Regions from separate parts of the Mus musculus genome. Here regions 2, 3 and 4 are each linked to region 1. A link is a loop called in an ENCODE intact Hi-C map of the cell type or tissue named here. Cell type or tissue: heart. All regions are shown on one strand. Each heading gives the region's core, and the rest is flanking DNA. Links, peaks and the distances in the headings are about the cores only.

Region 1 (6,045 bases), core at 456-5,455:
GATGCGGTCTGGGTACTCCTCTCTGATCTTGCTGATGAGCAGGGTCCCCATGCCTGAGCCAGTGCCTCCCCCCAGTGAGTGGGTCAGCTGGAAACCCTGGAGACAGTCACAGCTTTCAGACTCCTTCCTCACCACATCTAGGACAGAGTCCACCAGCTCGGCCCCCTCTGTGTAGTGGCCTTTTGCCCAGTTATTTCCTGCACCACTCTGGCCTGAAAGAGAAAAAGAGAATATTAGACAGTTAGGAATCCAGGGAGGTGTCCTTGGACTGTAGAGGAAATGGTAGAAGTGGCCTTAGAGAACATTCAGTAGTCTTTTAGATATACTTTTATGAGAAAGAAATATTGTCAGTGTATCCAGGGACCTCAAAAACCTTGAGGATCATAATAAAGAAAGAATCAAGGAAGAGGACACATTTTAACAATACTCAGTAGCTTCTAAACTTAAGCACAGAGAGCATTCTGTAAATACCCTTAATTAGGTATAATTAAAGAGGCAGGGAAGGCAGCTGTAAGCATTTGGGCTTCACCTTGGTCACTGAAGTGGTTGCCTGGCATCAGAAGCCCTTTGAAATCCCCTGCAGCCTGTAATGCCCTCTTTGAAGGCTTTCATCCCCTCCTCCCCTGCCCCCAGACACTGTTCCTCACAGAGGCCTTGCACAGCCTCTACCAGGCCCACACTCTCCTCTGAGCTGTCAAGAGTGACCACAGACATGATCTTGTCAGCTGCCTAGGTTAGGCCAGGACTTGTGGTCTGTGGGACACAGGCTCAGCTGGATGCTGCACACAGAACTGTAAAGCCCACGGCTGCTAGGAAGGGAGTGAGTCATCTGGCCAGCTCTCATGGAGCATCACAACATACCGAACACAAAGTTGTCTGGCCTGAAGATCTGGCCGAATGGTCCCGACCTCACTGAGTCCATGGTGCCCGGCTCCAGGTCCACTAGGATGGCCCGAGGTACATATTTGTTGCCTGTGGGGACAAGAGCTGACTTACAATTGGGCTTGAGAAAGGAGATGAATGTGGCAAAAGAATTCATTGCAGAAATCCCAGCATTGAGACAAAGGAGGAAAAAGAAAATGGAGACACAAAGCATGCAGAGGTCTTCAGGAATTATGAAGTGCTTTTTTAAAAAAAATGAATATGCAAAAAAACCATTTCCTTGTCTGCATGCTGGTAGGCTGCTTTCTCTGTCACGGTATGGAAAGCGAGACTGACATCCAAACTCTTACCAGCAGCTTCATTGTAGTACACATTGATCCTCTCCAGCTGCAAGTCACTGTCGCCATGGTAACTGCCAGTGGGGTCGATGCCATGCTCATCGCTTATCACCTCCCAAAACTGAAATGAAGACAATCCCACATCATGCTTAGAATCTCTCTGTCACCAGAAAGACAGCAGGGCAAGAGCCTAGTGGGCTGCGGGCCTCCATGTATTTGGGCAGCAGCTGCTGCTGCAGAGGGTCTTGGGAATGCGCAGTGCATCGGCCATATTATGACCACAGATGCAGGGCTGGGAGGAGCCTGGAGAAGGAAGTGGGCACAGCGGATCTCGCAGAACTGCAGAGGCAGCTGCTTTCTATCACTCCAGGCAAGGCTGAATGTTACACATACAGGCTGATGGATGGGAAAGGCAGAAGGGAAAATCAGGTGCCCCGCCCCCTGTGCCTCCAGGGATCAATGGCTGCTGGCACAGACTCCATGACAGCTTTCAACAGCCCAGTTTTATACCACTGACCTACATATTGGCTTCGGGTATTGACCCTGGCTAGGAATGTTCGGGGATGGGCAGTACAATCCTGAGAGGGCGTCTGGCAGCCCCGGGAAAAAGCTGGCCATCCTCAGGATGTAACCTCCATTGTGACTTGGCAGCAGGAAAGGGAGTGGGGAGGTTGGGTGGGCAATATGGCGGTGTTGAAAGAGACCATGTCCTTGTGCAGGCACCCGCCCACACCCATGTTAAATACCCATTGCTGTCTCCCCACTGCCGTCGGGTCTCACAGCCCCCATTCCAAGCAGTCTTGCAGAGAAAAAAGAGGACCATAATGTTTTATGTCACATCTAAACGAGCCCTTGTAAGAGAATTTGTCTAACACCCTCGTCTGTTGGCCCAAAGACACGCCTCTGTAACATCTGTCAACCCAATGACACTGCATTTTTTTCATTCAAATGACAGAAATATATATATATATATGAATTACATTTGACATGAGATTTTTTTCAATACATGTAGTGACCCCCCCAACCCAAATTTCAGACACGAAAAAAACCCAGACTAATGTCAGCTGCACCCCGCAGAAGGGCTGTGTCCCAAAGCAATGTAATGGACCTTAATTTAAGACACCCTTGTCGCACCAATCCTGGCAAGTTGGTCGGCTTTCAGGACCCGGCCCGCCCAGTAGCCAGCGGTGGAATGCGACACCAGCCGGGGCTCTTCTGGATCCCCTAGGCTCGGCCTGCTTCCGCGACACCCCCCCCTACCCCTCTCCCCACGCAACCTTGGGACCCTGACCGGATGGGACTACCTCATCCATTTCTTCCCTAGGGGTGAGCCCACCTTAGCGCCGATCTGGTTGCCACACTGGCCCGCCTGGATGTGCACGATCTCGCGCATGGTGCTGGTTGTAGAAGGGGTGGAGGCTCTTGCCCTCGGAGCAGTGCGTGGACAGAGGGCTAAGGAGCGCAAAAGACCAGTCGCCCTCCCCCAGCACCGCCTTTTATACCCGGGGACCGCCCAGTCCCGCTGACGTCATGGGGGCAGAGCCGAGGGGCGGCGCGGCTGGGACTGCGGCACCGCGAGAGGGAGCCGGGGCGCGGTGCGAGGTGCGGGGCACCCGCCTGTATCCAGCCTCCTAGGGTTATTACGCCCCCCCAGCCGGTCCTGCTGGTTTCCCCTCAGTGTCCACCTGAGGTGTTTGTCTACTGTCGAGACCTTTAGGTTACACTCTGGTTCTGCTCCCACACTGCTCATTTCCCACCACTCTGGGGACTACAGATGGGGCTCCTGCCTCCCCAGTAGCAGGACAGGTGTGGCCTCGCTCTTGGATATGAAGCCCAGAACTGAAAATGCATCTCTACTAGATGTCCTTTCTGAAAAAGGGTGCCTGCATCCTGGGCAGGACTTGAACTGCAGCCCGGTTCTCTCTTTCAAGTCTGCTTGGTAACTAAGGGCGAGTAGAAAGCCAGACGTGATACCGCTTGGGAGGAAAGAGGGGAGGATCAAGTGAGGGTCTGGACTGTTTCAAGGACGACAAGGATGCTATACAGGTCGATTGCTAGGTATAGAGGAGGAAGAGTGACGTTTTTCTGGTCTGGACTCTTGGGTCCTAAAAGCCTCTTAAAAGTCGAAATTTCTGCTCTCAGACACGTGTTGGAGCGAGAGAGCAAGGGAGGGAAGTGGAGGTAGCTAATATAGTGAGTGTGAGTTGAGATGCTGGTCTGAGAGAGACACTGGTTTTCATGGGCTGGGTAAGTTAGCCAAAGAACCTCACTGACAAAAGGTCACAGTGATCACGTTTTGGACACAGTGCTTAAAATATATTTGTTAAATGACTCACTTGTTTTCACTTTTAAAAATGTGATAACCAGGAAAATATAAAAACACGGTTGCAGCCCACATTCAGGGCTCACATTTCCTTCTCTCGGCTAGTACTGTCTGTCCCACAAAAGGCATCAACACTACCCAGATTCCTCCCCTCAGAAAAGCAAGGTTTAAAACCTGACCAGCTACAAATTGAGGAAGCCCGAGAACCTGCAGTTTTTCTATTAGCAGAAACCCTAGGCTTGGCGCTAGGACTGGTCCACCAGGAGTTACTCTTCGTTGGTCTGGCACAGTGGAGGGGTAAACAGGAGCTTCCACCAGTTCCTCTCGGGAGCCAGTTTCTTCAAATACTAAATAATTATAGGTGCCGTGGAGCTGGCTTTGTGAACAGGAAATGAGAAGGTGTATATGAAAGCAGGTTGAGTTTATGGAGTGAAAATGCCTTCATAAAGTCCAAGGGGATGCTGCTGTAAATGTGGATCTTGTTTGCCATGTTAATATTGGGTCATTTGCTGAGGTGGGAGCCACAGCCAGTCACTCGTGATTAAGCCCAGGTGAAGTTACATCATCGTGGATTCCGCTTCAGGGACCCAGGCCTCCAGGCTCCTCCATCCTAGCAGGCAGGCTGTGCTGGGGCCTCCTCAGATGGGAATAGATGTCCTAAGTGCTCTTCTTTCTCCTTCCCATCCCCAAGCTGTTGGGTCCCAGGTTTGGCCTTCAGAGTTTTTCCCCCAATCTGCCTCCATCTCCACATCATGGGTCTTCCTGAATAGCTAGAAGGTTCCAGAACCTCTGCCGAAATGGCTTTGGAGAATGTCACTGATTGTGGCACTTCACAAAGGTTTCCTGAGACAGTTGCCTCCTAGCGTTTGTGGCTTCATTCCTAATGGAAGTTTAAGGCCAAGCGGAAGAGAGGAAGAGATCCTGGGGATGTGAGGCTCCTTAGCAGGCAGAGAGTAGTGATGCTTTTCTACCATTTCCTAGCTGGATCCTCCAGCCACTCAGCTCACCTTTGAGCCTACATCACCAGATGAAAATACTGTGCTAAAGGACAAGCCACACCCCATGTGCTCTGGACACTGAGTGGCCCTGAAAGTAAGTGAACAGTGACTGTGTTGTCATCTGCTTTGGACCTTGTCTCGAGTCAGCCTGCTTCCACCATCGGGCGTCCAGCCTTGATGTCTATTAGTGTATAGCCAGAGAAACACAGATTTCAAACAATGCCTGCCCTGCCCAAAGTGACTCATCTGAGGGCTGAGTCTGCTTTCCTCTCTCTCCAGTATGAATATCCAAACTCCCTCATACTATCACAAAGCAAAGCTGCTTGTGGAGGGAGGGTGCATGACAGGAGGAGATGAGCCAAGTAACACCCCCTCCCAACCCCTGCTTTAGAACAGGTCTCTAAGATGGGTTTTTTTTTGGGGGGGGGGTTAATAGCCGTTCCCTCCTTTTATCTGTTTTTCTTGTCTAAGAGGAGCAGTTCTGTTGGTTATTGGACAGGTGTTGGGTAGCAAAGGACAACAATGTCCTCCAACCACAGGCCATTTCTTTGCTTTAGAACCACTGTTACCAACAGCATCTGTGCCCCAAAGGCTTCACAAAGTAGCAGTGACAGAGTTTAGACTAGTGGGTGGACTAGAGCCTGGGCATGAACTCAGGCCTCTCACTCTGCCAAGTTTCTCACTTTGCCTTCACCGGGCTCCGCCAGGAAGGGTCCTCATGAGAAAGCTTTGGCAAACCATATTCTGTGAGCACATCCCATGTTAGGTGCAACCATGACAGATGTTCCTTCTATAGGTGACAGACATTCCTGAGACAGATTGGTCAGCCCACTAACAGGGGTCCTAAAATTTTGGAAACATTAGTTTCGACATTAACACCACCAAATGTATTCACTTTGCACCTGATAACAATTAAGTGCCTACTGATGGTTTCCAAGCACCTCCAAGAATGTGTCGGGTTCTTTTCACAAGAGCCAATCACCACTGGAGATGGGAGAGGCACCTCCAGGCCTCTTGAACTCAGGTTGAGCTCTAAGCCCATGAATACATGTGTGTTATGTACATATGTATATATGTGTGTTATGTACATGTATATGTCTTGGTTATAAAATTTTAAAATTTAGAGCTGGCATGAAGACTCAGCAAATAAAGATGTTTGCCATACAAACCTGGCCACCGAGTTCAATACCTGAATCCCACATAAAGACAAACGGAGAGAACTGACTTCACACAATGTTCTCCTTTGATTCCCATATGCCTCTGAGTGCACATTCACACATAAAATACTTTAAAATTTTAGAAAGTATTAAGAGGTCTAACGTATCCACTCATCTCTAGATGTGTGTGGTTTCATTATTGACATCTGATGGCAATATCTTCCTTTTCCTCCACTTATGGGTTGAGGCGTTTTCCTTTTGAACATAATTTTAAAATATTTGCCTTTGTAATTAAGAACAAATACTAGGGGCTGGAGGGATGGCTCAGCAGTTAAGAGCACTAATTA
Region 2 (6,045 bases), core at 581-5,580, 800 kb after region 1:
TTGTTCCACTCCCTGGGCAGAGCATATACAAACCATCACAAAAACTACCATTTACTCATATAGGCCATTTTGCTCATTGCTTAATTTATTGTGTTTATACAATGAGAACTATTATCCCCAATTTATTGGGTGGTAAAACTAGGAAAAAATTTTAATTGTTCTTGGTTGCACAGCAAACAGTGAAACCCCTTGCTGACATAAATCCTATGTTCATGTAAGTGCATTTTTATTACATCTATTTTGTGTGTTCATGAACAGAGGTCAGAAGACAATCGATGAGGGGGTCTGGGTATTGAACCTAGCTCCTCGGGTCTCTTTTTTTTATTGTTGTTTGTTTTTTGAGACAGGGTTTTTCTGCGTAGCCCTGGCTGTCCTGGAACTCACTCTGTAGACCAGGCTGGCCTCGAACTCAGAAATCCGCCTGCCTCTGCCTCCCAAGCGCTGGGATTAAAGGTGTGTGCCACACCACTGCTGGGCCCTCAGGTCTCTTGACAGGCATCTTTTCCCACTTGAGCCACCTCACCAGCCAGCCCTTACTTTTAGAACATTGTTCTAGGTGTTTCTCTTTATAGTTAATACTGCTGCAAAGCTGATACAATCTAGATACCTAGTAACAAGGACAACAATCTAGTTAGAAGATGCTTGGCAAACCAGAATGAAGCAAAAACTGCTATGTGAAAAAGAGCAAGCGATGACACTGTGTACACAAGTGTGAAATTTAATATTTCACATAGGAAAGGGCTAAAAATAAGCCAACATGTTCGGGCTGGTTCAACGTGGAATTATCCACTTGGGGGATGATTTTCCTTTACTTTGAGTTTGTCCAAATTCACAAATGCACAGAAGTATTTTAAAACAACAAAAAAATTACACTAAGACAGGCATGATGCCTCAAGCGTGTTAACACCAGTTTGGCGTCTTCCCATTAAAGGTCCAAATCCCAATTTTAAACCTAAGTGCTGCTCAAATGGCTTCTACACTCTTCAAAGACACCTGGAAACTCCAAGAGTCAACGGGTTTTACGATGCTCGTAATTTGTTTGTAGTCTGTTACAATTAGCCTATTGAGAGCTCACTGGGTTCCATGGCAACCGTGTACGAGATTAGTAGCTCTCCACAGAAATACACATATTTCAAATATATTTTTCAATTATTTAAAGAATGCCCAGCTCGTTTGGAATAATACTTGAAGCAACCACAGATGGTAGGAAAAGATGAAACGTTCACAAAGACACGCTTGCCTCCAAAGCCTCAACTTTTTGCATTGTCTGCCGGCGCCGTGGTCTCCACGGTGTCACCGAACAAGGCGGACCTCTACTTGAGGGATCTTGGGGTACGCTCAGACGCAATCTTGGCAAGCCGCTGTGCTGACGTTGCCGCAGAGGAGAGGTCGGGGCTGAGATCGGGAGGCGGAGACCAGCTGAGCTGGAGCAGGGAACTGGGAGGGCCTCCCCATAGCTGCCCGCCGCAGTTCTAACGCCACAACCACCGCCCGCAGCTTTGAACACGCCCACGCTTTCTTCTGGCCACCAGCACGCATGCGTCTCTCCGGCTGGCCAAAAGACTTCCGGGAAGCTGGTTCCGCTGTGCAGAGCTCACTTCCGTCCTGATCCGCGGAAACTGCGGCTATGGGTCGGGCGGTTCCTTTACCAGGGCCCCGAAGAGGAAAAAAAAAAAAAAAAAAAAAAAAACCCAAGGAATTGTAATTGTCTGGTCTGTCACTTTGTAAACGTTTCCTGCACGAGTAAGCTAATGTTTCAATATCTGCTAACAGTAACAGCTTGGGATGCCTTTAGGCATCGATTTCGCTCTCCAATTCGTAATAGCGTGGAAATGAACTTGGGTGAAAAAGAAAATCTTCCATGGAAAAGTTTTCCAGCACCAGCTCCTTTAGAAGTGCTTTATTTATTTTATTTTTTATTTATTTATTTTTTGGTTTTTCGAGACAGGGTTTCTCTGTGTAGCCCTGGCTGTCCTGGAACTCACTCTGTAGACCAGGCTGGCCTCGAACTCAGATCCGCCTGCCTCTACCTCCCGAGTGCTGGGATTAAAGGCGTGCGCCACCACTGCCCGACAAGAGCATTTTTATTACATTTATTTTGTGTGTCCGGGCTTAGAAGTGCTTTATTTTACTCTGTGAAGAATGGTGTCTGTAAATCGGAAATCGGTCTTATTTCAGTATCACCATTATCTCCAACGTATTCCTCCCAGAAACAGAAAACTTAATTCCCATATAAAGCATACCATAAAGAACAGAAGGTCAAAAGGGGACCTGGCAGATATTCTGGCTGTTTAAATTAGGCCAGGTCTACGAGCTCTCCGCTAGCCAATCAGCAACAAGGAGAGACACAGCAGGTTTCACCCACTACTGGATCACATGGAGAATCAGCTCTCAGCAATGCACCCGACCCCTTTCTTTGCTGCTGTCTCCAGCAGGTCCCTACACTTACACACTTACACACTCACACTTACACACATAACCAGCGCTCTAAGTGAATCAGGCCTTCTTCTCCCCACGGCCCGCCCCCTAGCCCCGGAAGTTACGTTCCGCGCCCCGCCCCCGGACGCCGAGTTTTTCTATCCGGATTCTTAGCGCGGACTCCCGAGTGCCGCTTTTCTCTACGTGCTCCGCACATGCGCGGCTGCCTGTCCCTTCTTCCTCCGCTTCCACTGGCGTCCACGGTTCGCCGAGCCGCCGCCAGCATCGCGGAGGAGTCGGGAAGTTCAAGATGGCCGCCACGGAGCCCCCGTCCCTGCGGGAGCAAGCTGAGTAAGTGCACCGCGCGGGTGTGTCGGAGCTGGGCCTCCAGGCCGGCAATGCGGGGGACGGCGGCGGCGGCGACCTGCGCGACGGGCGGGAAAGTTCAGGCCTAACGGCGACAGCCAAACTTTGCCTTGCCGCGCGCCGTGGGTGGTGCGGCGGGAGGCGTGGGAGCGGCCTGGGCTTTGCTGCCGGTGGGGCCGCGGCTGTTGAGGTGCCGGCAGCGCGGCCTGCTGTCCGTCGTTGCCCCGGGAGGCGGCGGCACGAGCGGCCTCTACAGGTCCAGTTAGCGTGGTGGCTGCTGCTGCCCTGAGGTCGCGCCTTCCTGCACCTCCCTGGGGGACCGTGGAGCTCTCCGATCTCAACCCTCGGTGATCTCCTTCCCTAAAGAGACCCGAGGAATAGTGGCGGCCGGCAGGCTAAGCCCCGCTTTCCTAACGCATATGCTATCCTTGCGATCCTGCTGATGGTAAAAGCAGAGACGGGGGTGCTAGGGTCACACTTTTGACTGTCCCGGAAATTGTGCTAGCGAAGTCCTTTGCCCTTTACTCTTCCTTCCAACCACAACCCGGTATTTCTCTGTCCATTGGTAGCTTATTTCTAACTTTCAAACTTGAGGCAAAGTAAGGTAGACTACCTGGGTTTTGAGGCCTGGCAGTTTTTTGCCCTAGTTTGTTTTTGCCTTTAGGAAGGGACATGGGAGAAGTATTAGGAATCGTTGCTACTTCTAAATCATTCTAATCTGTGTTTTTAATTAAGCGACTATAGAAGTATTTGAAGCCAAGAGAACACATCCTTGAATAAGCAAAAGGACTAGCTGTTGCTTAAAGAAGAGCAGTGTTTTGTTTCCCACGTTTATGCGAGGAAAGCTTAACTTTAAAGAGAATACCACTGAAGACTGGGTGGCAACAGCAACCCCCCCCACCCCCCACCCCCCAGTTACATCTGCATTATCTATGTTTTCAGCCTGTTTAGGAAAGTGTTTGATACCGTTTCCAGCAACTTGTGACAGATAGCTTGGTTTCTTTGCTGAGAATCTAGTTTGGGGTTCCCCTGTCATTTACTTTACTCAGCTTGACAGAGAATTTGTTTTTATTAAGTATGCTTGAAAGTTGCATTGTGGTTGTGACAATTGGGCTTAGCAGAGAACAGATAGGATTTTAAGATAGCTTATTGTCCAAGTTCATGGTGTGGCAGTTACAGGATGTTAGTTTAGCTTGATGGGTGTCTTCGGCTGTTCAGCTAAGTAGTTCTGGCAATCTGAAAAGTTCTTGGTATTATGTCCATTCACTTAATTTGAGGGGAGGATCCATTCACATTTATTTTGAGTCAGAGTCAGCCCTATTATTTGCGTATTTAATCCTATCTTTATAAGCGTGGGTTTGTTTAGGCTCTGGCAACTACATAACACTGATGGTAGTTTTTAATTTATCCTCCCTTCCCCCATAGAAATTGTGTAAATGGAATTCTTCTCAATGTGTCCTATTTTTGCTAATTTGAAAATAATTAATGGAGTAAATAACAGTTTGATATGAAAGCAGGCACTATGTGTGTTGCTGACCTAAATGGCTTCAAGTTACTCTGAATAGCTTGTAGTTACAGGAAGCTATTCAAAATAGAAAAATTAAGGGCACACATATTACATAGTTTACATTTTCCTTAAAGGCTCAAATGGCTTTTGTTTTACTGGCCTGTACATTTGTCAGCCTCTTTACTTCAGCTTTAAAAAAAAAATAAATGTATTCGAAGTCACCAGGGACCAGGTACTATTCAAATCATTCAAATAGTAGCTCATTAATTCTTGTAACAATCCTGTGGCGCTGGGTCCTGTTGTTGCTGGTATTTTGTGGGTGATGAAACTAACACAGAGACATGAAGTAGTTTGCTCAAGGTCGCACTGTGATAGCCACATTTAACTTTGTAAATGTGGCTCTAAAGGCCAGCTCCCGACTGCTGTACTGTGGCTTCTTCACTTGCCTCTAAGATTTAAAATAATGTTTTTTGCTAGTGTCCCAGAAAGATGGTTGTAGGGAGTGAGGGGGAATTAAGGATCAAACTAAGAACCCTTTTGCACATGTTAATAAGCAAGTACTTTACCCCTGAGCCACATTGTCAGCCTGAGATCATTGAGCAGGGCTGACACTAGGAGTAAACCCAGAGCCTAACATGCACTAGCCTAAGTCCTACCGTGGAGATGTACCTTACTCCCCTGAGCTGGCTGTGTCTTTTCAGGCTGGCCTCCCAAAGGTTGCATTTACAAGCATCCCTACCATGCCCAGCCAAAGATGTGTTTTTGATGTGGTGTTTATAATACATTAAAATTTAATTCCTGAAACATGATTTGGAAAAGGAAAAGCAGAAACTAGGTTTAAGACCAGTTGGTCTTTGGGATCCATTCTAACTCCTGGCTCCATCAATTCTGTTGTAAAAGCATTTCAGTTTGGAAGAGAAAAGTCATTTAGTTACTTCCTTTACATTGGACTTTGCTCAATATTGACATATTTTTAAAGAATTGTCTTTTTTTTAAAAAAATTGTGTAGCTTGCTTGCCTATAAGGCATAAATGGAATGCTTCCCAAATCAATTTATAAAGACTATCCTAGCTGGACAGTGGTGGTGCAAACCTTTAATCCCAGCATTCCAGAGGCCCAGGTAGAGGTGGGCTAGTTTGAGGACAGCCAGGGCCACACAGAATTCCTGTCTTGAAAAGCAAGGGTGGGTGTCTTAGTCAGGGTTTCTGTTCCTGCACAAACATCATGACCAAGAAGCAAGTTGGGGAGGAAAGGGTTTATTCATCTACACTTCCATACTGCTGTTTATCACCAGGGAAGTCAGGACTGGAACTCAAGCAGGTCAGGAAGCAGGAGCTGATGCAGAGGCCATGGAGGGATGTTACTTACTGGCTTCCTTCCCCTGGCTTGCTCAGCCTGCTCTTATAACCAAGACTACCTGTCCAGGAATGGCACCACCCACAAGGGAACCTCCCTTCTTGATCACTAATTGAGAAAATGCCTTACAGTTGGATCTCATGGAGGCATTTCCCCAACTGAAGCTCCTTTCTCTGTGATAACTCCAGCCTGTGTCAAATTGACACAAAACTAGCCAGTACAGTTGACCCCTTGTCAACTTGACACACAAACACATCAGTATTAAGCCTCAACCCTTAGTTTTTATTCATCCCCAAGATCTAAACAACTTTAAAAGTCCCAGTCTTTACATATTAAAAGTTCAATCCTTTCAAAATATCCAGTATCTTTTAAAATCCAAAGTACTTTAAAATTCAAAG
Region 3 (6,045 bases), core at 555-5,554, 76 kb after region 1:
GCCCTGGCTGACCTGGAACTCACTTTGTAGACCAGGCTGGCCTCGAACTCAGAAATCCGCCTGCCACTGCCTCCCAAGTGCTGGGATTCTTTAATCCCACGTGAGCCACCACGTCTGGCCCCTGTGGGATTTTTTTTTTTTAAAGAAAGAAATACATTTGCCAGCTTATGATGCTTGAAAGTGTGTGTGTGTGTGTGTGTGTGTGTGTGTGTGTAGTCTGGTCTTGCTATGTGGCCCTGGATGACCTGATACCTTGTAACCCAGGCTAGCCTTGAACTTGTAGCACTCTCTTCTCCTGCCTCTTGAGGGCTAGCATCACAGGGATACACTATTGCAGCTGGCTGAATTTTGAATTTAGATCTTTTCAGGGCTAGTGATAGGTGTTTGAAACATCTTTGGTCATGGTGACTAGTCACTTAGAACTGTTGCTCTCAGGTAGCCTTCCAGCCACCATGATGAACAATGTATACAGCTTTTTGTGCTGGGTGACTAAGCTTGGGTACTGAATATATAGGATGTGTTATGTGCATGCATAGGCTGTATCCGGGGGTGGGGGAAGTGTATCTTGCCCTGGTGCCTTCCTTTCTTTCCTTTTGTTAATTCCTTCCACCATGAGGTGGTTAGGCTCCACTACCTGCTCTACTGTCTTGATATTCAGCTCACAATCACCAGAGACAAGTGCTGTGTACTGAAACTGTGAGCCAAGACACATCATTCCTTCCTTACGGTGTTCATACTAGGCATTTTTGTTACAACGATGCAGGGTCTGGCTAATACAGTGGGGGAAGCAGGCATTTGGGCTTCCAGAATGTTTCAGGCACATGTTCAATGGAGATGTCAGGGAGGCAATGCCTACAGAGCCGTGTGTGTGTGTGTGTGTGTGTGTGTGTGTGTGTGTGTGTGCATCTCTACATGACCCAGCCAAACTCCAGTGAGCCAGTAAGTTGGATACTGGCTCCTAAGACATATGTTGGTAAGCCAGCAGGATGTAAAAGGAAATCCAGCTCTTTCTGGGGAAGGCACTGAGCAAGTAGAGTTTCAGAGGAGAGCAGGGATACAGGGACTTGTGTACTGGAGGCAGAACTATGATGAAGAAACAGACAGTAAATCTGAGAGGAGGACCAGGAAGAGCAAGGGCCCTGGGATAGAGCAGCATCCTGACCATCATTGTCCTACTCAGTAAGGAAGGGACCAAGGAGTAGAGGCTCTGGTGACTTTAGCAGGGGGAGCTCAGTGACCCTTGGTGTGAGCTCAAGAGAGAAGGGTGAGGCCTGGTGGCACAGGGCTGTAACCCCAGTACTGAGGATACTGAGGCATGACAATCTCATTCTCCAGGCCACCTCAGGATCATTGAGAGACTCTGTGTCCAAAAAAAAAAAATTTGATGAAAAGGCATGGCATGATGGCACCTGCCTTTAATCCTAGTACTGGGGAGGCAGAGGTAGGCAGATCTACGTGAGTGTGAGATCAGACTGGTTTGTATAATGACTTCCAGGACAACAGCTGAACTATACAGAGTCAGTCTCTCTCTCTCTCTCTCTCTCTCTCTCTCTCTCTCTCTCTCTCACTCACTCACACACACACACACACACACACACACACACACACCAAAAAACGATGACGAAGGTAAGGAGAGAAACTCAGAAACCCCCTTTCCAGTAGTTTGCTGGACGGTAGGGTGGGGGTGGAGCCAACTTGATCAGACTATCGCCATCTTAGTTGTAACTGCCATCTTGCCCGCCAGGTGACCCCTGGCCTGCATTCCACAGGCTATGGCATAAACAAAGCAGTTAAAACTCACTGCTTCTTAACCTGATGTTTGACATGTTAATCATTTTTGAGAAAGACCAGGAATTTGTTGCTGGCCATGGCCTCCTTTGCCTAACAAGACTTTACTCGCCTCCTGCCTTAGAGTGTGACTCTTTCTCCTGTCTTGCTGTATCCTCAGACGTGGTGATGTCTATAAGGACTTAAATGACTGCATGCTGTGCGTTTTCCTTAGCTTTTGGGCCCCTTCTGCCTTTGCAGCTGGTTCTCAGACTCCAGGAATGAGTTTTATTCAAACAAGACAGAGCAGGAATAGTCCTATGGCTGAAGGTGAAACAGTCAAGGGAAGATCCTCCCCCCCCCCCCCCCCGTCCCCCCCATCCCCCTCCCCAGCGGGGTTTCTCTGTGTAGCCCTGGCTGTCTTGGAACTCACTTTGTAGACCAGGCTGGTCTTGAACTCAGAAATCCACCTGCCTCTGCCTCCCAAGTGCTAGGATTAAAGGTGTGGCCACCACTGCCCGGCTTTTTTTTTTTTTCCTTAAGAGGAAAAAAAAGTCTGAGTGTTACCCTTGTCTGCCCTTGTCATATTCTTGAGGTGAGAGGAAATGGGGCATCTGCCTGAATGGAAAGGGGTTACTCTGAGACTGGAGCATGGTCCTATCATTTACAGTAGCAGAGCCAGAAGGACACTTTCTAGGGTTTGCTGCAGCTGGCTTTGTGGATTTGCAGATAGGAAGAGGTTACAGCATGCTCTTAAGATTTAGAACAAGACCTAAAATAGGTTGATAGCTCCCTGGGGGTGAACAGAACTCTGGCCCCAGGCCACCACCACCGCTCCTCAATGAAAGTCTGGAGAGGCCTTGGCTGGTAGATGCAGTGACTCTCAGTTAATCAGATTTTTTTTTTCTTCTTGGAACTGGATTGAATTCAGGCTCTGTGCATGCCATATGCTAACACTGAGCTACACCCCCATCCCCCAATCACAATGCTGTCACTATGACAGGCACTGCGCTGCTCTGAAAACACTCCATCTATCCCCTAGTTATCCAGCCCACCACTCACCTTGCAGGAACGCAGCCAGAGGGAACTAAACTAGTAAGGTATGAGGGAATGTGATATGTCACTTTTAGGTCAGAGCAAAAAACATGAAGAGCCATCACTTAGTGGTCATCTCTGCTACTGTAACCTGTGGTGGCAGGGGGCCTGTCGGTTAGAGTTCCTAAAGGAACTTGTCTTATTGCAAGCTAGGTATACAGCATAAGCTAAAAATAGAACCTCTCATAGCCAATTGTTGATATAGCAGGGTCAAAATGTTTACTGCAGCATAAACTTGTCTATTATTAATCTGGGTCCACATTACCTATCATGGCGTTTAACCAAGTTTGGGTTTGAGTTTGGCTAAAAGCCCAAAGATCTTGCTCACATGGTGCTGCCAACATCTCAGAAGTTCTACTGAATCATCAAACGCTCTACGAACATCCCGGGAGACAGCTCCACCTGCAGGTGGCTTCTGTTTCCACACCTGGAAGGATGCTCACAGGAATTATTTTCACATTCTCCTCCCCCGCCCCGCCCCCATCCCCACCACTGGCCCTTTCTTATCCAGTACAGGGGATTGAACTAGGGGCCTAGAAATCAGCCAACTCTCCAGCCTCACAGAACAGTTCTCTTATTCTGCAACTAAAATTCCTCGACTGGGCAGCAGGTGTACCTCAGAGGCAAAGCATAAGGCTCTGGGTTCTATCCCCAGCCGAGATTAACCAACCAAGCAAAACAAACAAAACCCCTTATGATTCTAAAGAAATCTTTTCTAGAGGCTCACAGTGGTAGCAGAAAGAGATGTATCAAAAGCCCCGCTCTCAGCTCACTCTGTCTTTTAGCTGGCCTTCTTGGTTTTCTGCCGCATGCTTCTGTGTTGGGGTCTACTCAGGAGACCGCATTGATTGTTTCACTGGCGTGTTTTACCGGTTGTGGAACCTGGGGGAGGCTCTCAAGAACAAGCTCTCAAGGACACACAGTGGCTGGCTGGCCTGCCTTTCTTTCTTCTTTTCTTTCTTCCTTCCTTCCTTCCTTTCTTTCTTTCTTTCTTTCTTTCTTTCTTTCTTTCTTTCTTTCTTTCTTTCTCTTTCTTTCTAGCAAAAGCCACTCTGCACGTTGATCGCTTCCTTCCCATCTGCCACCTTGTGGTGTTTTTAAGAGTTGCACCCTCCCATGTGAGGCTCTTGTTACATTCTTACCTGATCTTAAACCTGGAAGGCCGAAGGCACTTTTATAGAGAGGGCTTGAACCAAGCATCTCAATTTACAGTTAAGGTAACAGACCTAGAATTCAAGCATCAGGCTAATTAGTGGAGGAACCAGGACTAAAGCCCAATTCATCATCATCACTCATTTCATCTGCCTTATGCATACTACCAAGTGTCTCAGGCTGAGCATTGTGGATAACCCTATTCTCCTGTCCTGAGAGCAAGGACAGCTCTGCCCACAGGCATTACAGTACACTGCAGCGCATTGTTCTGTAAAAGGTGGAGATGGAGGACAGCGAACAGCTTCAGTCAGCCTACCTGGAGTCTAGGAAGGTTTCTCTATGAAGGGATGGCTAACTTCAGCAGATAGACTTTCTCAGGCAGGTGTGTCAACCACCATTTGCAGTCGGGCAGAGGCAGTGTGAAGTGGGGGTCTGCCAATTTCCAGCGTAAAATAAGTACCTTCTGAGAGAGTGGGGTTTGCATGTCTGCAAAGACATTGAGGCCAAACATCATTGCAGAATATTTTATTAGTGGGATAAGCACAGATCTCTCTGGAAATAATACAAGTGGCATATTGTAGGTTAATGGAGGTAAGTTCTTAGATCGGTAAGATAAAAGGGAGTAGCTTTCTTTGCACCAAGCCCTCAGAGCATCTTCATTCCTGGAGGAGGTATCCTAAAGAAATATGAATTCTCTAGAGTCCATTCTTTCGGAGTCCCAGTGCATTCTCATCTAGTTTCGTGCATCCTTGGGCCATTTAGCCATTGCCTAGTCTCTGTTGTATGAATCCAAAGTCTGCTGTGCTTCAGGTCATTCACACATGCAGTTGCCTGGGGGTCTCATGGCAGCGGCTCCTCATCCACTCTGACTCATGTCTTGTGTTCTAGTTTCCTTCCTGTTGTGCTAAAACACTCCAACTAGAGGCAACTTAGGGGACGAGAGGCTTACAGATCACAGTCTATCACTGAGGGAAGTCATCACAGGAACTTAAGCAGAGATTCAAAGGCAGTTCAAGGATGAACACTGCCAGGCTAATGCTGAGCCAGCTTCCTACAGCCCAGGACCACCTATGTGGAGTGAGGTGCACCCTACTGCATCAAAGAACAATCAGGGCAATCCCTCACAGATTTGCCCGCTGTGCAGTTTGAATGAAAATGGTTCCCATAGGCCCAGAGGGAGGAGTGGTGCTTTTAGGAGGTGTGGTCTTGTTGGAGTAGGTGTGGCCTCGTTGGGATAGGTGTGGCCTTGCTGGAATAGATGTAACCATGGTTGTGGAGTGTGTCTCCTCTTCCTGCTGCCTGCTGATCTCTGAATGTAGAACTCTCAGTTACCTCTCCAGCACCATGGGGAGTGGGGGTGGGGGCTATTTGATACAAGCCACTAAATTTAGGGCAGGAGGAGAAACAGAAATAATAACTGATAAGGCCATGCCTTTTCAGGCAGGAGGTATCGGCACCCAGCTATTGTGCTATGGAAGGCAAGCTCTTAAGTGACAAGCTGAGTGTGTGTTTTTAATCCGTGGGTCTCAGGAATGGGGTGGTAATATGACCCCTCCAGGAGCAAAGGCAGATGGGAAAGAGAAGCTGGCTCAGTGCTAGTGGGGGCCTATTCCAGAACAAAGGGGAGCCGGGAGGGGCCAGAGCAGGGCAGCTCCCGAGCAGAGGCGGTAGCTTGTTTTTAAAACTACACGCAACATTTTTTCACTTGTTCACTTTGGCTGAGTGATAGTAACTTTAGAGCTTTCCATTTGGCTTTCTCCACTTGGTGTGTGCCAGCTTCCCAGTGTATCTGTCTCAGTTACACATTTAGGGAGCAGGGGAGTGACTTGCAGTGGATCTACAGACAGAATGGACTCTTGGCAGGACGCCACTGCTGCTTGGTTCCCATATGCCCCACAAAGCAGGACAACTATGGTGATATTTTAGCTTGCCAGGTCTCATTCTAACTCTGATGCTTGACACTTGTAGGCCTTCCTATTTCCCTGGTGCACTTTTGCCTGAGTGGCCAGTGGTCCTTTGCGGGAAGGGCTG
Region 4 (6,045 bases), core at 517-5,516, 53 kb after region 1:
CTATTTCAAATTATTATCAAATGGCCAATAAATAATAAAGCAATAAACTATTTGGTTATCAATACAATTATAAATGAGTTAACAGAGCACACCTGCCTTTGAAAAAGCTAAGATGCAATTGCCTCAAAGCCTGATAAGGCTTAGGCGCCACTGCTATGTATGCTCCCTGTCTATCACACTCCTCCACCCTTTGTGCTAGTGATAATTAACACCTTGTGCTCTTCTGTCTTCAGCTATGCCACATACTCACCGAACACGAAGTTGTCCGGCCTGAAGATCTGCCCAAATGGTCCAGACCTGACTGAGTCCATTGTGCCTGGCTCCAGGTCCACCAGGATGGCCCTAGGCACATATTTATTACCTGCAGAAGAACAAGAGCTGGCTTAGCCCTCCAGGCAGTATCTTCTATAGAGTAGGGCTCGGTCCCACCTCCTTCCTGTTTGGTGGTACCCCCAAACAAAGAAAGGTCTATTATGACCAAGCTTTCAAAGGGTTTGGTTGGCACAGAAGAGGCTACCCCACCCCAAAAATGGTCATCCTAAAATAAGCCACCTTCTCCTGGGTTCAAATAAGAGCAGAGCTTAGGGATGCCAGAATTGAAGATGGGGTGTTAAAAGTAATTACCAGTTGCTTCATTGTAGTATACATTGATTCTTTCCAGTTGCAAATCACTGTCTCCATGGTAACTTCCAGTGGGGTCTATACCATGCTCATCACTGATGACCTCCCAAAACTGTGACATAAAAAGACTGTATTTAGCTATGCACAACCCTACCCCCAATCTCAATGAGCAGCCCCCCCATCACCCACAGTTTTGACAACAGGACGTTGCCGAAGCTTTAATGAGTGGCATGACCCAGGCACAGCCTTAGGGCTTGCATTGTAGAGGATCAGAAAGTTGAAACTGGGCGGTTTCCCATGAGAACAGCTGCTCTCAGCAGGAGGTAGGGTGTGTGTGTGTGTGTGTGTGTGTGTGTGTGTGTGTGTGTGTGTGTGTGTGTGTGTGTGAAAAAACAGCCCAAGCTGGGTTGGCAAGTCACAGCCACCACTGGCAGCTGGAGACAAACGCGCTGGGACTATAGGCAAGGAGAAAAGGGGGCCGGCGGGGAGAGTGAAGCGAGGAAGCTGTAGGGTGATGTTTTAAATTCAAAGCACGTTCAGTGACCGTCTGGCAATCGTTCTTCCTCCCCTCCCCCGCAGCTCGCCTGGTGATCAAGCGAGTAAAATCAATTCTCCTGTGTCGCGGCCCCTCCCTAAGACCGGCATGCACAGCCTAGCAGACACACCCACGTCTTCTTTAGGCACTCGTGGCTATTAGGGAGGAAAGAAAATGGGGCAGCTCAAATTCCGAATAGTTCCAGGAAAAATGAATGAGACCCCTTTGCTTTAAAGTCTCCTCTGAGACCACGCCCATCCGACTGCACAAAACCGCAAGTCAGGTCCGCCGTTGGTGAGTCCTGGTATTTACCTAGAGCCGCGCCTCATTTTGGACCCCACCTATCCCGAGGGGAGCTCCGTTAGGGTCCCTCCCTCACCCCCTAAGCAGTGAACCCACCTTGGCACCGATCTGGTTGCCGCACTGGCCCGCCTGAATGTGCACGATCTCTCGCATGGTGCCTGGTTAGCTTCTTGCTGTCTTGGGTCTGTGTCAGTGGGTCTGATGATCCTCCCCTTCCACACCCACTGCTGGGCCACCTGGAACTTACTCCGGAACCGACGGGCTACGGGCTGAGGGCGAGGGCCGGGTGGGTTCGGTCTTTTATGTAGGGAGGGTGGGGCGAACCAAAAAGACCGCGCCCCCCAGCCAAAGCCCCCAGTCCCGTTCTCGCTAGCGCTCTCCAGGCCGGGTTGACGTAATGCTCTGAGCCCCAGGGACGGTCTTGGGGGCTGGACTATGGGCTTGTGGCCAATCAGCGCGGGCGTGAAGACCTTGCGAGGAGTGGGGCTTCTTGGGAGAAGCTGGGGCCTGAGCATTGTCTCGGACTTGAGAAGGGCAAGCTGAGTGTGGGGAACTGGGAACTGGGAGCGTGAAGACTGCGGTAGTGTGGCGGGGCGGGGTGATTTAGTACCATAGGCTGGGGATGGAGAAGGGGCTGCTAATGGGTGGGTGCAGCAGGTGCAGTCCGGTGTTGCGAGTGAGCACTGGTAGGGAGCTTTAGGGTCATTTGCGTTACTTGAGCAATTCCTCTTCTTACTCTGAGCAGGCTTCGCCAAGCCAAAGCACTTGGCGAGAGTAGTGCCTCATTCTTCATCCCTGGAGGTCAATGTCTGTCCAGGCGCACACGCCCATTACATACAACTTTAGGAAAAGACTAGTGATCCTACGAAAGCGAGTGTAATTGGAAAAAAGAAAAATCCAAAAGATCATAACTTTGGACACTTTGGAGCATCTTAGACTTGCCTTTGTCTTTATTGACTATGCTTGTTCCTCTGCTATAGTAGCAGCATTTAGTGGTAGAAGGACCTCTGAGCCTAGCCCTGCCTCGCACACTCCAAGAATACTGTGCTCGCTGCCTGATACCAAAGACTCCTTTCACCCTGTGATTGGCTTTTGTTCCTCCTGAGTGATGGGGTGGGTGTGGCAGGCCGCAGTGTGTGAACTGTGTTGCCGGCAGAGTGAGGGTGGAGTCCTGGGGGCGGGTCTGTCAGGGAAACAAAGGAGTTCACAAAAGCGTGGGATGTATTCCACAACTGAGTGTTTAAAAGCCAGTCAGGCGCTGTCCTTCCAGTATTTAGTTCATCCGTTGTTAGAAAAGAAGGTTCTGAGAACCTTCGACGCCTAGAGCATTCTTACCTTCATTTGCAGTGACTAAGAGGTCCCAGCCTTGGTGCTGCGGATGGAGAGGAGGGGGACACGCCTAAAAACTGCAGCGCGGTGAGCTAGCCAGAGACCACCGCAGACTCAGGCGCACTCACATCAGCGCGTGCGCAGACGCGATGCATCAGCTCTCCCTTCAAACCCGCATTTTCTAGGTATTCGAGGAAGAAACTGATCCCTTTGTGAGCGTATGTGAAATAAACCTGTGTGCTCTGAGGGAGAGAAGAAGAAGGGTGTCAGAGTATGTTCCCTGCTATCCCAGGTTGAAGGTCACTGCTTCCCTACGCGGGGCTAGTGGTTTAGGAGGTGATGTGACCCCTTTTATTCTCTAAGGAGTGAGGCCCAAGTGACTCAGGGTCACACTATAGGGTAGAGCTCGCAGCTGTTGAGCGAGGGAGGACCTGCTAGAACCATCTGAAGCTGTCATCGCCTCTCCTTTCCGCAAGGGGTGTGGGGGCAGGGCGGGCTTTAAACTGAATTCTAATGTACCATGAGAAGCAGCCTAGAACAAAAGCCTTGCCGCCTGTGATTGCCAGGGTGTCCAGACTGGATCTCTATGGCCAGAGTTCGCCAGATACGGTTGCAGGTGTTCAGTTCAGGGTGGATTGAGAAGAGAGAGGCAAGAACAGTGAAGGTGTGCCCACGTGCCCAGTAACAGGGTTCCAAGGACACAGGCCCTGAATTTTGAATTTTCTCACCTGTCTTAATACAGATGTAGAAGCATGAAGAGAGAATACTTCCCAAGGTCACACAGCGAGTTAATGACAGGGCTCCGACTGTCTCAAGGGCGCCCAAGCTTTCAGGGTAGGTGGCTACATTCGGAGCCAAAAGGGCCATTGAAGGGTGACTGTTGCGGTGTTCGGTTGACCTGGAAGTAACACCGAGAAGGTGTCACCAGCACTGCGATTATAGATGCCGCTGTGCAGCGGTCCCCCCTGAGGAGCTGAGGAGCAATCCCAGCGCCCCGGGGGCTCAACTCTAAACCCGGTAATCTGAGCCTGCCTCTCTAACCTAATGGGTTCCTCGCTCAGCTTCTGTTTCAGAGCCAGATCTTTGCAAGGTAGCTGATGAAAAACTCTATGATTCTCTACATGAAAAGGCCTTCACTCTCGGATTTCTCTTAGCGGAAGAAGTTTGCAACAACGTGACTGGAAATCACCCTGAAACCTGAACGGCCCGGGATCCAGCCTGTTGGTCGGGATCAGCTTTCCTTTCATGCATTTTACCTCATTGTCCCCACAGGACTTGTCTCTGGGTTTACGGTGCTTCGCATTTTACATTTTTGCAAAGAGCTGCGGTGTGTGTGTGTGTGTGTGTGTGTGTGTGCGTGAGAGAGAGAGAGAGAGAGAGAGAGAGAGAGAGAGAGAGAGAGAGAGAGAAATATTGACAACAGCTTCGTCTTTCCCTAAAGGCTTTACAGTCATCTTCGAACTTAAAAGGAGTGGGGGCTTATTTCCTATAACTCAAAGGAAAAGCTCCTAGGAAGCAAAATCAGATCGGTGCCCAGCCTTTGTTTTTGCCTCCTAATATTAGATTCCTCTCCCTCTATGTCAACACCAGACCTGAAAAATTTAAGGCAATGTATTTCATGATCTTTACGTACCAATTAATTTTAACGATGCATTAATTTTCAAAAGACAGGTGCAGAAGCGTCTCTGTGCAAAATCAAAACAAGCATTTGTTTCATACAGGGAGGGACCTAAACAGCCACAATGATACGTGCTTTTACAAACGTCAGATTATTTTCAAGGGCAAATCCCCCAAGTGTGCATTTATTGTACACAAAGGGTCATTGTTTTAAGCAACTGAAGAGGTTGGATAAAATGAAGATTTTCTTCATAAATACGAGGTAAAATTAAAAAATGTTGTTTTCTTAATGAAAAATGTATTTTGATCCATTTTTTTTTAAATTACGGGACATTAGTTCAGGATTTTTGCCCATAGCTAGCCTATATTCACCACTTAAAGTGCAGTTCACCACCCCCACAGCTGAGATGTATGCGGTTTCCTAGGCAACACACATTTTGCCACTGAATGAACAGGAATTGAAAGGAAGACTGCAAAGGCTGCAGGTCCCTGGTTATTTCTTCCCCCACCCTGTCCGCCCTTCTCATTGCTAGAAATTTTAGGAATATTGGGAAGTTGTCATTCTAACATTTATGTAAAAGAGCCAAATGCCCAGAGAATTGGACCTAGAAAGGGATTGCAGCCACATATAGTAGCCGCGGGTGGGCACTGGGAAAGGGCTCCCGGGCTGTCTCCGGTCAGCCTGCCGGAGGTTCACCCTCTGATTCTCTCCTTTTTCCCCTTCCCTCTTAGAAACGAGTAGCTATTGTGCTGCACAGCACTGTCCAGAGCTCTAGAATGAAGGCGCTACTTGGGTGGGGGGCTCCGAGCCCCCTGACCTCCTGCTGCAGTGGGGTTCTGTAGGGATCAGCCACTTAGGCAACAAAAGACTGGGATCTGCAGAGAAAATTTCGCATCTTGAATGCAGCAAAAGCATGCGGGCGCCTGCACCTTGGTCTTTGTTTCTCATCGGGGCTGGGTGTTTTCCCATGGCCAGTGCTCATGAATTTGAATTTTAAGAGCCAACATCCAGTCATCAAGCCTTTCACAAAAGAGGGTTGTCTTCCTTGTCAAGCAAATCAGCAGGAGGAGGGGAACCCCTGATTTTCCAGGGCACCCGGATCCTTTCAAGGGCTGCCTCCTCTCCTCCAATCCCTAGCAAAGTTGTTTGGGTTTTTTTTTGTTTGTTTGTTTGTTTTTTGTTTTTTTTTGTTTTTGTTTTTGTTTTTTTTTTTTTTAGATTCTTCAACCTGGAGCACAGAGAAGCACAGAATTGTTCACAGTGCAGCCTAGTAAACTGCATTTCCATAGTACAGAGTCGTCCTGGGAAGAATACAAGAACCAGAAGTACTCAAACGGAGGCATGCTAGAACTCAGACAGCCTGCCTGCGTAAGGTGCAGTCTGTGAAAGCCGTCAGTGTGAAAATGGATCCATTTTTAAATGGTAGAGTACACAGCAGAAGACAGAATGGGGGAGACATTTTAAGTGAAGGAGGCAGATTGCTGTAGTATCAGTGTGACCGTAGGCTGCCACCCACATTGTTCCATGAGCAACTGCTGTTTGGCAGTGTCTTCAGAGCTCACGGTCTCTCCAAAATGTACCACAGAACTTTGCTTGTCACTTAAATAAAATGATAATATACATACACGCTAACCCCTCT

Evidence for each region. A loop is a pair of places that touch in the nucleus more often than their neighbours do. Peaks named below come from ENCODE experiments on the same cell type or tissue, not always from the same donor. Only the 100,000 strongest peaks of a DNase experiment are listed, where the experiment ranks them.
Region 2: a loop joins it to region 1, with 2.6 times the contacts of the local background. A loop is called at or near these places in 2 of 42 quality-filtered maps.
Region 3: it touches region 1 in a loop (4-fold over the local background); 14 of 42 quality-filtered maps call a loop at or near these places.
Region 4: a loop joins it to region 1, with 4 times the contacts of the local background. A loop is called at or near these places in 17 of 42 quality-filtered maps.

Annotation. Positions count from the first base shown.
Region 1 is chr13:34,075,317-34,081,361 of GRCm38, forward strand. It overlaps Tubb2a (tubulin, beta 2A class IIA), which reads right to left and starts at 2,692. Exons shown (of 4, transcript NM_009450.2): 1 at 2,557-2,692; 2 at 1,233-1,341; 3 at 862-972; 4 at 1-212. The coding sequence starts at 2,613. In heart, for the core only: a CTCF peak has its summit at 2,806; DNase peaks (open chromatin) are centred at 845, 1,705, 2,795 and 3,755; H3K4me3 peaks cover 2,005 bases; H3K27ac peaks cover 964 bases.
Region 2 is chr13:34,872,926-34,878,970 of GRCm38, forward strand. It overlaps Prpf4b (pre-mRNA processing factor 4B), which reads left to right and starts at 2,604. Exons shown (of 15, transcript NM_013830.3): 1 at 2,604-2,769. The coding sequence starts at 2,729. It overlaps Gm36839 (a long non-coding RNA gene), which reads right to left and starts at 2,315. Exons shown (of 2, transcript XR_382181.1): 1 at 2,244-2,315; 2 at 703-1,643. In heart, for the core only: a CTCF peak has its summit at 3,030; DNase peaks (open chromatin) are centred at 1,476, 2,556 and 3,106; H3K4me3 peaks cover 3,730 bases; H3K27ac peaks cover 3,465 bases.
Region 3 is chr13:34,151,117-34,157,161 of GRCm38, forward strand. No RefSeq gene overlaps it. Among named protein-coding and RNA genes, the nearest start is that of Gm36549, 3.1 kb to the left of the region's middle. In heart, for the core only: CTCF peaks have their summits at 3,256 (motif pointing left) and 3,979 (motif pointing left); DNase peaks (open chromatin) are centred at 2,665, 3,275 and 3,995; H3K4me3 peaks cover 190 bases; H3K27ac peaks cover 1,922 bases.
Region 4 is chr13:34,128,622-34,134,666 of GRCm38, forward strand. It overlaps Tubb2b (tubulin, beta 2B class IIB), which reads right to left and starts at 1,733. Exons shown (of 4, transcript NM_023716.2): 1 at 1,556-1,733; 2 at 625-733; 3 at 251-361. The coding sequence starts at 1,612. It overlaps Gm36500 (a long non-coding RNA gene), which reads left to right and starts at 1,857. Exons shown (of 3, transcript XR_873221.3): 1 at 1,857-3,622; 2 at 5,625-5,828. In heart, for the core only: CTCF peaks have their summits at 1,447 and 3,253; DNase peaks (open chromatin) are centred at 1,200, 1,910, 2,610 and 3,280; H3K4me3 peaks cover 4,674 bases; H3K27ac peaks cover 3,487 bases; H3K27me3 peaks cover 1,304 bases.